Regions from separate parts of the Homo sapiens genome. Here region 1 is linked to region 2. The links are chromatin contacts, found by Hi-C or POLR2A ChIA-PET in ENCODE. All regions are on one chromosome and are shown on one strand. Each heading gives the region's core, a stretch centred on a gene start or an enhancer-like site at or near the end of the contact. The rest is flanking DNA. Distances are from core to core; before and after follow the strand shown. Region 1 holds the start of ZNF343 (zinc finger protein 343). Region 2 holds the start of EBF4 (EBF family member 4).

Region 1 (4,311 bases), core at 1,559-4,058, 180 kb after region 2:
AGGGGCAAGTAAAACATTGCAAAATTTTCCTAATTTTCTCTTTTATGAATAGACTTCATTTTTAGATGAATTTTATGTCCATAGCAAAATTAAACAGAAGGGACAGAGATTTCCCATTGATGTCACCTCTGTCCTTGTATTTTTAATTCAACTGTTCCATAGATTTTATTCACGTGATGAATAACAGTCACATGGAGCACAGAGGGATGCTGAGGGAGGGCTCCAGATCAAGGGCTGGATTTGAAACTGTCCCAATTGTCCCACAGAATTGATGTTTATGGTTTCTTTGAATAAACAGAAATTGGTCCTTCCAGGCCAGGTGCGGTGGCTCATGCCTGTAATTCCAGCACTTTGGGAAGCTGAGGTGGGAGAATCACCTGAGCCTAGGAGTTTAAGATCAGCCTGGGCAACATGGTGAAACCCCATCTCTACAAAAAATTAAAAAATATTGCCAGGTGTGGTGGCATGTGCCTGTAGTCCCAACTACTCGGGGCTGAGGTGGAAGACTCACTTGAGCCCAGGAGGTTGAGGCTACATGAGCGGTGATCATGCCACCGCACTCTAGCCTGAATGACAGAGCAAGTCCCTGTCCAAAAAAAAAAAAAGAAAGGAAAAGGAAAGAAAAGAAATGGATTCCCCCAGTCTTAAAACTTGAGAAGGTCACATTTGTCCTGAGTTCCTTTCTCAGGAAAACCAAACATCAGGCCTCCCAGATAGTATCAAGGAGCTGCAACTTACCAAATCATTGCATGTGGACAATGAGAACCCACACTCCTCATCAGTCATATTGCCTAACCAATCACCTCCTTCCTGTTCCAACTTACCTCTCCCTAATTTCTGTTTTCCCACACATAGTTACATTTCTTCCCTGCTATACAAACCCCTGATTTTGGTCAGTCAGGGAGATGGATGTGAGACTGATCTCCCATCTTCTTGGCTGCAGCACTCAATTAAGGCCTTCTTCCCTTGCAATACTCGTCTCAGTGATTGGTTTTCTGACTGGCAACCAGCAGGACCTAGACCCAACCCCTGGTGTTTCAGTAACAGATTCTGCCCAGTACTAACACGGCAGCCTCCAAGACAAGAGAAGGGAATTGGTCCTTTCTGTGAAAGGCAGGACAGAATATCAAGAAATGTTTGTCTGTCTCCTGGCTCACAACGGCCTTGGGGCCATGTTCTCTATCTCCTGAGTACTGGAGAACAGAGAAGCCTCAGAAGGCTGATATTGGGAAGGTGAAAAGAAATAAGAAGATGGAAGGAGGTGTTGGAGAAAATAAAAACAAAATCTCCTGCTAACCCAGAAAATCCCCTTCACAAACGTAGAAAAGAAGGAGAACAGTTTTATTACCAAATAATATTGAACTGGACTGGGAAGCACATTGTAGACAATCTGCTAATCAGATGCCAGACAGAAAGAGATCTTACTTTTTATCTAGTTGGGCAGATACAATCTATTACAAACATGTCCTCAAAATTAATGGTAATTTGCCCCCTTGTAAGAGGATTTGACATTGTTTGCTATACAATTTTTCATAATTCATTCTAAATTCACCTGGTAATTGGAGTAGCCATCTACACTAGTTAATTGCCTTTATCAAAAAGAAAAAATAAAACTTTTATCTGTGACAAGCGGGCAGTTACGAGTTTGGAGCTAGGCACCTAAGCTAAACTCCCAAGGTGACAGGGAGATAAGGGCACTATCTTCTTCACTGTTTACATTTCAAAGAGATGGCTCATCAGGCCTTTGGGGGAAACATTCCTCTTTTGTAAAGTTGGCAGGTGCTTATTCAGCCTTTCAAAAGTATCAGGTACATATCAAAGGAGCACTTATACATAGATTTCTCATGGAAATACTCCAAGGGCGTGAGGTCAGGTTTATTTCCCCTTCAGTAACAAGTAAAATTTAATTCAATTTGTATTTGCCATTAAGATTTAAACGCGCCTCCTATGAGCTGAAGGTCTGATCTGCAAACCCCTAATTGCCGTGTTGCAGAAGGTACCAGCGTAGCCCAGTTTTAAAAATATTATTAGTTTTAAAATATATACATTTAACTCCTGGGCTCAAGCCATCCTCCAGCCTCAGCCTCAGCCTCCCTCGGGGTTACAGGAATCCCAGGCGCGCGCCACCACGCCCGGCTCTAGTAGCCCAGATCTGAACCGGGATCTTAGATAAGAGGCCAGAGAGCCAGACTCCAGCCTGAGTGAAGCTTCCACCCTCCAGAAACTGGATGAGAGTCTGTCCCTAACTTTGAGGACTTCGACAAGAAAGGTGACTACAGGCCACCCACAGGAGTGCACTGGTGTTGAGGGTAAGGGTTCAACTGAGACGCTGGGAGGCGGCTTTGCCCTGCCTGTGTGTCACAGGCAACACGAAGTCGAATCTACATAGTGCTCACGCAAGGTAGTTCGCGTGCTATGGAGCCTCAGCCCAGGGAATTCAGGTGGTCCGGTGCAGTAAACTCTGTACCCAACACACGCCTGACAGACAGCGCATTGCTCCCGCTAGATTCGCCAATCGGAAATGACTTCTCTCGTTGACCCCAGCTTCCGGAAGCGCCTGCGGAAGCTGCCGCAGAGGCTTGTGGGGAGTGTAGTCTTTTTTTTGCAGAATGGGCCAAGGGGACAGAGACTTCACTCGGGAGCCAGAACCTGTTTTCAACATGGGTATTTTAAGAAGAGACGGAGAGGCTGTCACTGCAGTGGTCACTGTCCTGGAAAAGTAACCGTTGCACGGCCCAGAAGTGGCTCTGTGGCGGCCAATGGGAGCCGAAGCCTGCGAGGATGTTGGGAATTGTAGTTCTGGCGTCGGTCGGTGGCCGAGATCCCGGGCACGCTGGCTCTGGTGAGCGCGGCCTCCGCGGCTCCTTGGCCCCAGGATGCCCTCTCTCGTGGGGAAAGGAGGGTCGGGAAAGGCCGAGCGTAGGTTAGGACGCGGGGTAGAGTGTGGCCAATGGGGAGTGCGGGTTGGAGATATTTGGTTTTTGGAGGAGAGGGCGCAGCTCGCGGTGCTCATTGGGGCGAGGCGATGGGGTGAGCCCCTGCTTGCCCGGACCTCCGCGGACCTTTTTTCCCCCCGGGGGGACGAGAGTGACCTAGAACTCTAATGCCTGTCTTGAACCAGGCGGGATTATTCTGGGTCAACCAGTTTTCGAATACGGAGGGCGGCCCCAGTCGTGCGTCCTGGGGTTTATTTGGGCTGTGGGGTTGAGTTCTGCCAGGGCCAAATGGACCAACATCCCCGCGGCTGGGGTGGGGACGTGGCTAGGTCCGCACATCCCTGGGTGGTTTTTGGCTGGGGAGCGTCTTGAGTCCTGCATCACCGAGTTTTTCTGTTTTTTGGGTGGGGCTGGATATGTCCCGAGTGGTGACCGGGGTGGTTAGGGGGAGGCCGTCTCAGGCCTTGATGCTTGATGGACCTTGGTTTATTAGGGGTTGGGGGGTTGGAAGTGGAGGTGAGCTTGACGTGGTCAAAATATCCTGAGAGGGCCTGGGCGAGTGTCTTGGGTCAGGAGTCCCTGGGGTTTTTAGGGAGGTGAGGGAGGTTTCGTCCTCTGATAGTGGTGGGCTGTATCACTCTGACAGGCATCTAGGCAGCTCTTTTGAATGGGGGCAGGTCTTTTCTCTGGGACCTGTTGTCTCAAGGTGTGTCATGTGGGAGGTGCCCCCTGTGCTTTGTGGCAAAGTTCCTGGGTTTGGTCGTCATCTGGGTGGCCCGTCTGGCTGACTCCTTTCCTGGACTGCTTTTCCCTCACATGTTAGGGCCAAACATCTGGTTTGGGGCTGTGAAGGGTTAGGTCTGGTGGGGAACTCTGACGGCTTCTAGTTAACAATCCAAATCACTTCCGGCATATGGTGAGTTCTGGATATCAGGCGTTTAATTTTATTTTTAATTTTTTCGTAGGGACAAATTTTAAACCTACCTAGTAGAGCTATTCAGTGAACTGCCACGGACCTGTCACCAGATTCCACATTTGTTAACTCATGGCCAATTTTGTTTCATCTACATCCCCTCAACCCTATGTGTGGATACACTTTGAGAATTGTCAGACCCCACAGGGATTGGCCATTGCTGACATCATTACTGGCCCAGCTGGCTAAGCGTGTGGCGCTCCACAGCTAGACTTCAAATCTAGGCACTTTCTAGCATTGTCAATTTGAGGAAGGTGTAGAACTCATGGAGCTTTGGGGAGGTAAAACTTGCATGGTGTCTGGAATTGCCTCTGGTATACAGTAAGAGTTTAGTAAGTGTTAACTATTACTAATAGTATTATAATTTGAGGCCCATAGGCATTAAAGGGATAAATATGTAAT
Region 2 (4,267 bases), core at 38-2,537:
AGCCATAGACAGCCCGGCTGGGGTGGCGTTCACCGCCGCACCCGCGAGCGGCCGTCAGAAATCTACCGGGGCAGCCCGGAGTGGAGGCAGAAGCCCCGCCCCAGCCCGCCCCACAGCCTCAGGAGGCAGCACAGGCACTCCGGACGGGGTGGGCCGGGGAGCTCGCCGGGACCGTCCAGAGTTAGGGCTCCTTCCGCCCCTGGCTCCAGCAGCTCCAGCAAGCTGAGCTGAGGCGGCGCGCAGCCGTCCAACCCGAGCGCACCGGGTCCGGTCCGAGCGCTTACCTCTGCGCCGCGGTGCTGGCGTCCAGGATGCCCGCGCCCTGCATCCAGGAGCGCACTGAGCCCAGGCCGGCGGGCAGCAGCGGCTCCTCCTTCAGGTTCAGCCCGCTGCGGGGCAGAGCGTCCTGCGCAGGGAACATGAGGGCGCGCGGTGAGTGAGCGCCCCCGCCGCCCCGGATCCGGTCCCGCTGAGGCTGCGGGCGTCTAGCTCAGCCCGACCCGACGGCACCAGGCGCCTCCAGCAGCGCAGCGCCGAGTCCGGGTGGCTCAGTGCGCGCTCGCCTCTTGGGCGCTCCCTCGGAGAAAGCGGGTCCGCGGGCGCCGGCGCTGTCCCCTCCCCTCCTGGGGCGCTGGGCGGGGAGATGGAGGGATTCCCCCGCGGCCTGAGCGCTGGCGGGCGGACTGCGAGCGGGGCGGGGAGGGCGGGGAGCGGAGCCCGCACCCGGTCCGCGCGGAGGCGCCCCAGAGGCGCGCTCTGGCGGCTGCCCGGGGCCGCGGTCGTCGGAGGGGGGGCCCGAGCGCCCCGGGAGCTGCCTCGGGCAAGGCGGGGGCGCGGGGCCGCCCGCCCTTTCCCCCTCGCCGCCCCCACCTCCCGCCCGCCCGCCCGCCCGCGGCGCCAGCGCGGGGCGCTGATTACCATCCGGGAGGCGGAGGCTGCGGGCGCGGAGCTCGGCGGCGGCGGCGACAGTGGCGGCAGCGGCGGCAGGAGCAGCAGCAGCCGCGCGTCCCGGGGAAAGGCTGGGGCCGCGCCGGGCCAGCAGACGCCGCCGCCGCCAGCGCCAGCGCCCCGCGTGCCCCGGCGTCCCGGCCCTGCCGTAGCCCCGGGCGGCAGCACCTGGAGCAGCAGCAGCAGCAGCCCGGCCGACTCCCCCCGGGGCCCGGTTCCCGCGCCGCCCCGCCGCGGCCGCCGCCGCCCGCCGCTCCCCGGGGCCTGGCCTCGGGCCCGGGCCATCCCGCCGCCGCCGCCGCCGCCGCCGCCGCTCCCGGGGGAGCGGTAGCCGAAGGGAGGGAGCGCAGGCGGGAGGAGGGATGTCGGGAGCGGGCGGGCCCAGGGGACGGGGGCCCGGGGGAGGCGGGGGCGGGGCGGCGCGGCCGGCCGAGGGGCGGCCGGGGACGTGACATCATCGGGGGAGGAGCGGCCGGGCCCGGGCCGCGGCGGCGGGGCGGACCCTGGCGAGTCGGTCGCCTGGGCTGGGGGCTGCGGCCTGGTCGAGGCCGCGGGAGGGAACGGAAGAGCCCGGCGGGGGCCACGGAAACCCGCGCAGGGAGGATCCGGGGCCGCGCGGCGAGGGAGCCCGGCCCGAGCGGGAGGTGCGCGCCCCGCTGCGCTCGGGAACCTCCGCGGCCTCCCCGTCGCCGCCGGACGAAGCCCCGGCGTCTTCGCGGCCTCATCTCCCTCCCCCGGCACCCGCCGTACTCTCCGCGCCCGACGCCTTGTGCCTGGACTTGCTGCTCATTTTGACGCCTCCGAGCTTTCGCTCTTGACGTCTTTCTCCCGCGTGACTGTACTCCCGCATTTCCCCGGCGACCCTGACCTCACTTTCACCCCAGCTAAGGACTGAAACGTCCCTGCCGTAGGCTGCGGCCCCAGACAAGCTGGGCGAGGTCCCTGCATCCAACCATCCCGATTCCTGATGCTGGGTTACCTAAGCCTAAAGCATTTTCAGTTTCCATCTGTGCCTTTCAGGAACCTCCTGATTTCTGATTGCGAGTTGGACAGGTAGGCTCAGAGCCCAGCTCACCTCCTGTTTCTCCCCAGCCGCGTCCCGTCTCAGATCCCATTCCTTTTTTTTTATTAGTTCCTGGCACAGAAGTCGTCTGGCCCTTGACCGTGGGGCAGAGACATTTCTGCCCCTCTCCCCACGTTGTCCTGGCCAGGCTTCGAGCAAGCCCAGACTGAGTCCAGCACTTTCCTGCAGAACAGCATGGGGGCCACCTGCCCTGCCTGCCATGTTCACGCTCAGACACCCCTGCAATAACACCTTCCTGCTCCAACTCACTCCCATCCTCTTCTGGGGGGCCTCCAAGTGTGAGTTAGCGTTCTGTCACACATTGGCCCAGATGAGGCGTCCTGGGGGCACTGCTGGTTCTCCTGCCATCACAGAGGCCCTCTCACCTCCTTTCCTGGTCTCTTTACCACCCCTTCTCTCTATGCCTCTCCCCATCACCCACAGGGGGCTGCCATTCCCACCAGGACTCCTTCAGGTCTCAGCTTTTACCCTAGGTGGGATTATCAAACATGGGTTTCTCCTTAAGACAATTCTTAAGCCAGTCTCTTTCTCCATCTCCTGATCTGCCTCTCTAAATCTTGCTTCTCACAGTGTGGTCCCCGGACCAGCAGCATTGACATCACCTGGGAGCTGGTGAGGAATCCAGACTCTTAGGCCCTGCCGGGACCTGCTGAATCGGAACCTGCAATTTACCAAGACCTGTACACACATTACATGTGAGAAGCCCCCCCAGAGCTGTTCCACACTTGCTCCACTCCTCTCCCCAACATTCAGACCCACCTCTGGCTCTCTCATTTCCAGCAGACACCCTTCCTCTTACCCAGTGGAGAGGACTCAGGGAATCTTGGCAGAACCCTGCTGGCACCATCAGCGGCGTATGCTCCTCCTCGTTTCTGTCTTTTCACCCGTTCTCTTCTCTCGGTCTTCCACTGTGGAGATGGATGTGGAACCTTTTTGCTTAGTCCTGTCTTCTGCCTTTCCTGAGATTACCCCACCGATCTCCTGTTTGTGTCTCAATATGTTCTTTTCTCTGCTCAGATCTCCCCATTCTTAAAAGAACTGTCCCCTCCTCCTCGCCTCCTTCTTCAATTTCTGCCCCTCCTGTGTCTGAGACCGTTCACAGGAACGCTCTGCCAAGGATGCCTGACTGGCCCCCAGCAAGCCACTCCTGGGGCCCTTGTGTGCTGGCTCCCTTCCAGCCCTGCCTTCCTGCTTCTGCTCTCAGACTCCGTGGTCTCTCTTGGGCTTCAGGGCCTGGGACCTCCTGGCAGCAGTGGGCTACCCCACCCCCCAACCCCACACACACGGGAAACCACCCTGGTGACCAGATATATATATATATATATATATACACATATATATATGCATGTGTATGTATTTACACACACCTGGGAAATATATATATCTGGTGTATATATATTTACACACACCTGGGAAACTGCCCTGATGACCAGAGCACACTGTCTTTCTCCTCTGCCCTCTGAGCACCTCAAGCTGCTGTGCCTGGCGCTCTTCTTCTGTTCTCCCCTCACAGAATTCACGTTCCTCCACAGTCTCAGAGAACATCTTTGAGGAAATGGTCTCCCCATATGGGACTCTCACTTCTGTCAGTCCTGAACATCAGTGGGTGAGGACAGGGCTGGGCTTGGCCCTCAGAGAGGAGAGGAGCACCTGCCTCCGGGGAGGGTCCCTATCCCAAGAGGCTCTGTCCCTAGGCTGGGATGGGGCTTCTTGGTCTCCACAGGTTCACTCTCCACCAGCCAGCTCTTCTTCCTGACTCCCCTGTGTCTGTGCTGGGCACCTCCTCCTGCTGCCCACCAGGCTTGGAGTTTGGGAATCATCTCCAATACTTTTCTCTCCCTGTCCTGCAGCTACCTGTTTGTTTGGTCTTAACGGGTCCCCCTTCCCTTTCCTCCCTACCCCAGTGCCCACAGAGAATATCTAACAGCAAAACGTACTTTTCCTCCACTGGACTCCACCCTGGCTTGGAGCAGATATGGAATTCCCAGTTCTGCCCACAGCCTCCTCCCTTAGCTCCCGTCCCCAGCTGCTCACCCCCAAACACCCCCATCCTCCTGCCACAGTTTTAAAAAGTGTTGCTTGGATTGGGCCATCGCCTGCTTAGAAACTTAAATGTCTTTTGTGGCTTCTCAAATAAACATTTAGGCCCTTAGTTTGGGAACATTCTAGGCCCTTTGATGCCCTATCCAATTTCTCTTGCCGGCCAGCCTTACCTCCACTCCCTTGCTGTGTGAG

Evidence for each region. A loop is a pair of places that touch in the nucleus more often than their neighbours do. ChIA-PET counts read pairs that join two places held with the same protein, here RNA polymerase II (POLR2A). Pooled maps may share reads with other maps.
Region 1: a loop to region 2 is called in a pooled map, with 2.4 times the contacts of the local background. The contact joins the promoter of ZNF343 here to the promoter of EBF4 in region 2. A Hi-C loop is called at or near these places in 3 of 50 pooled maps. POLR2A ChIA-PET finds 5 or more read pairs at or near these places in 5 of 52 experiments (AG04449, CD4-positive, alpha-beta T cell, Caco-2 and 2 more).

The regions. Positions count from the first base shown.
Region 1 is chr20:2,507,412-2,511,722 of GRCh38, reverse strand. It overlaps ZNF343 (zinc finger protein 343), which reads left to right and starts at 2,808. Exons shown (of 6, transcript NM_024325.6): 1 at 2,808-2,842. RefSeq lists enhancers at 1,387-1,982, 2,524-2,833, 3,484-3,543.
Region 2 is chr20:2,689,800-2,694,066 of GRCh38, reverse strand. It overlaps EBF4 (EBF family member 4), which reads right to left and starts at 1,287. Exons shown (of 17, transcript NM_001395167.1): 1 at 285-1,287. The coding sequence starts at 421. LOC105372507 (a long non-coding RNA gene) reads left to right here and starts at 1,447. Exons shown (of 3, transcript XR_937210.3): 1 at 1,447-2,001; 2 at 2,603-2,727. RefSeq lists an enhancer at 1-116.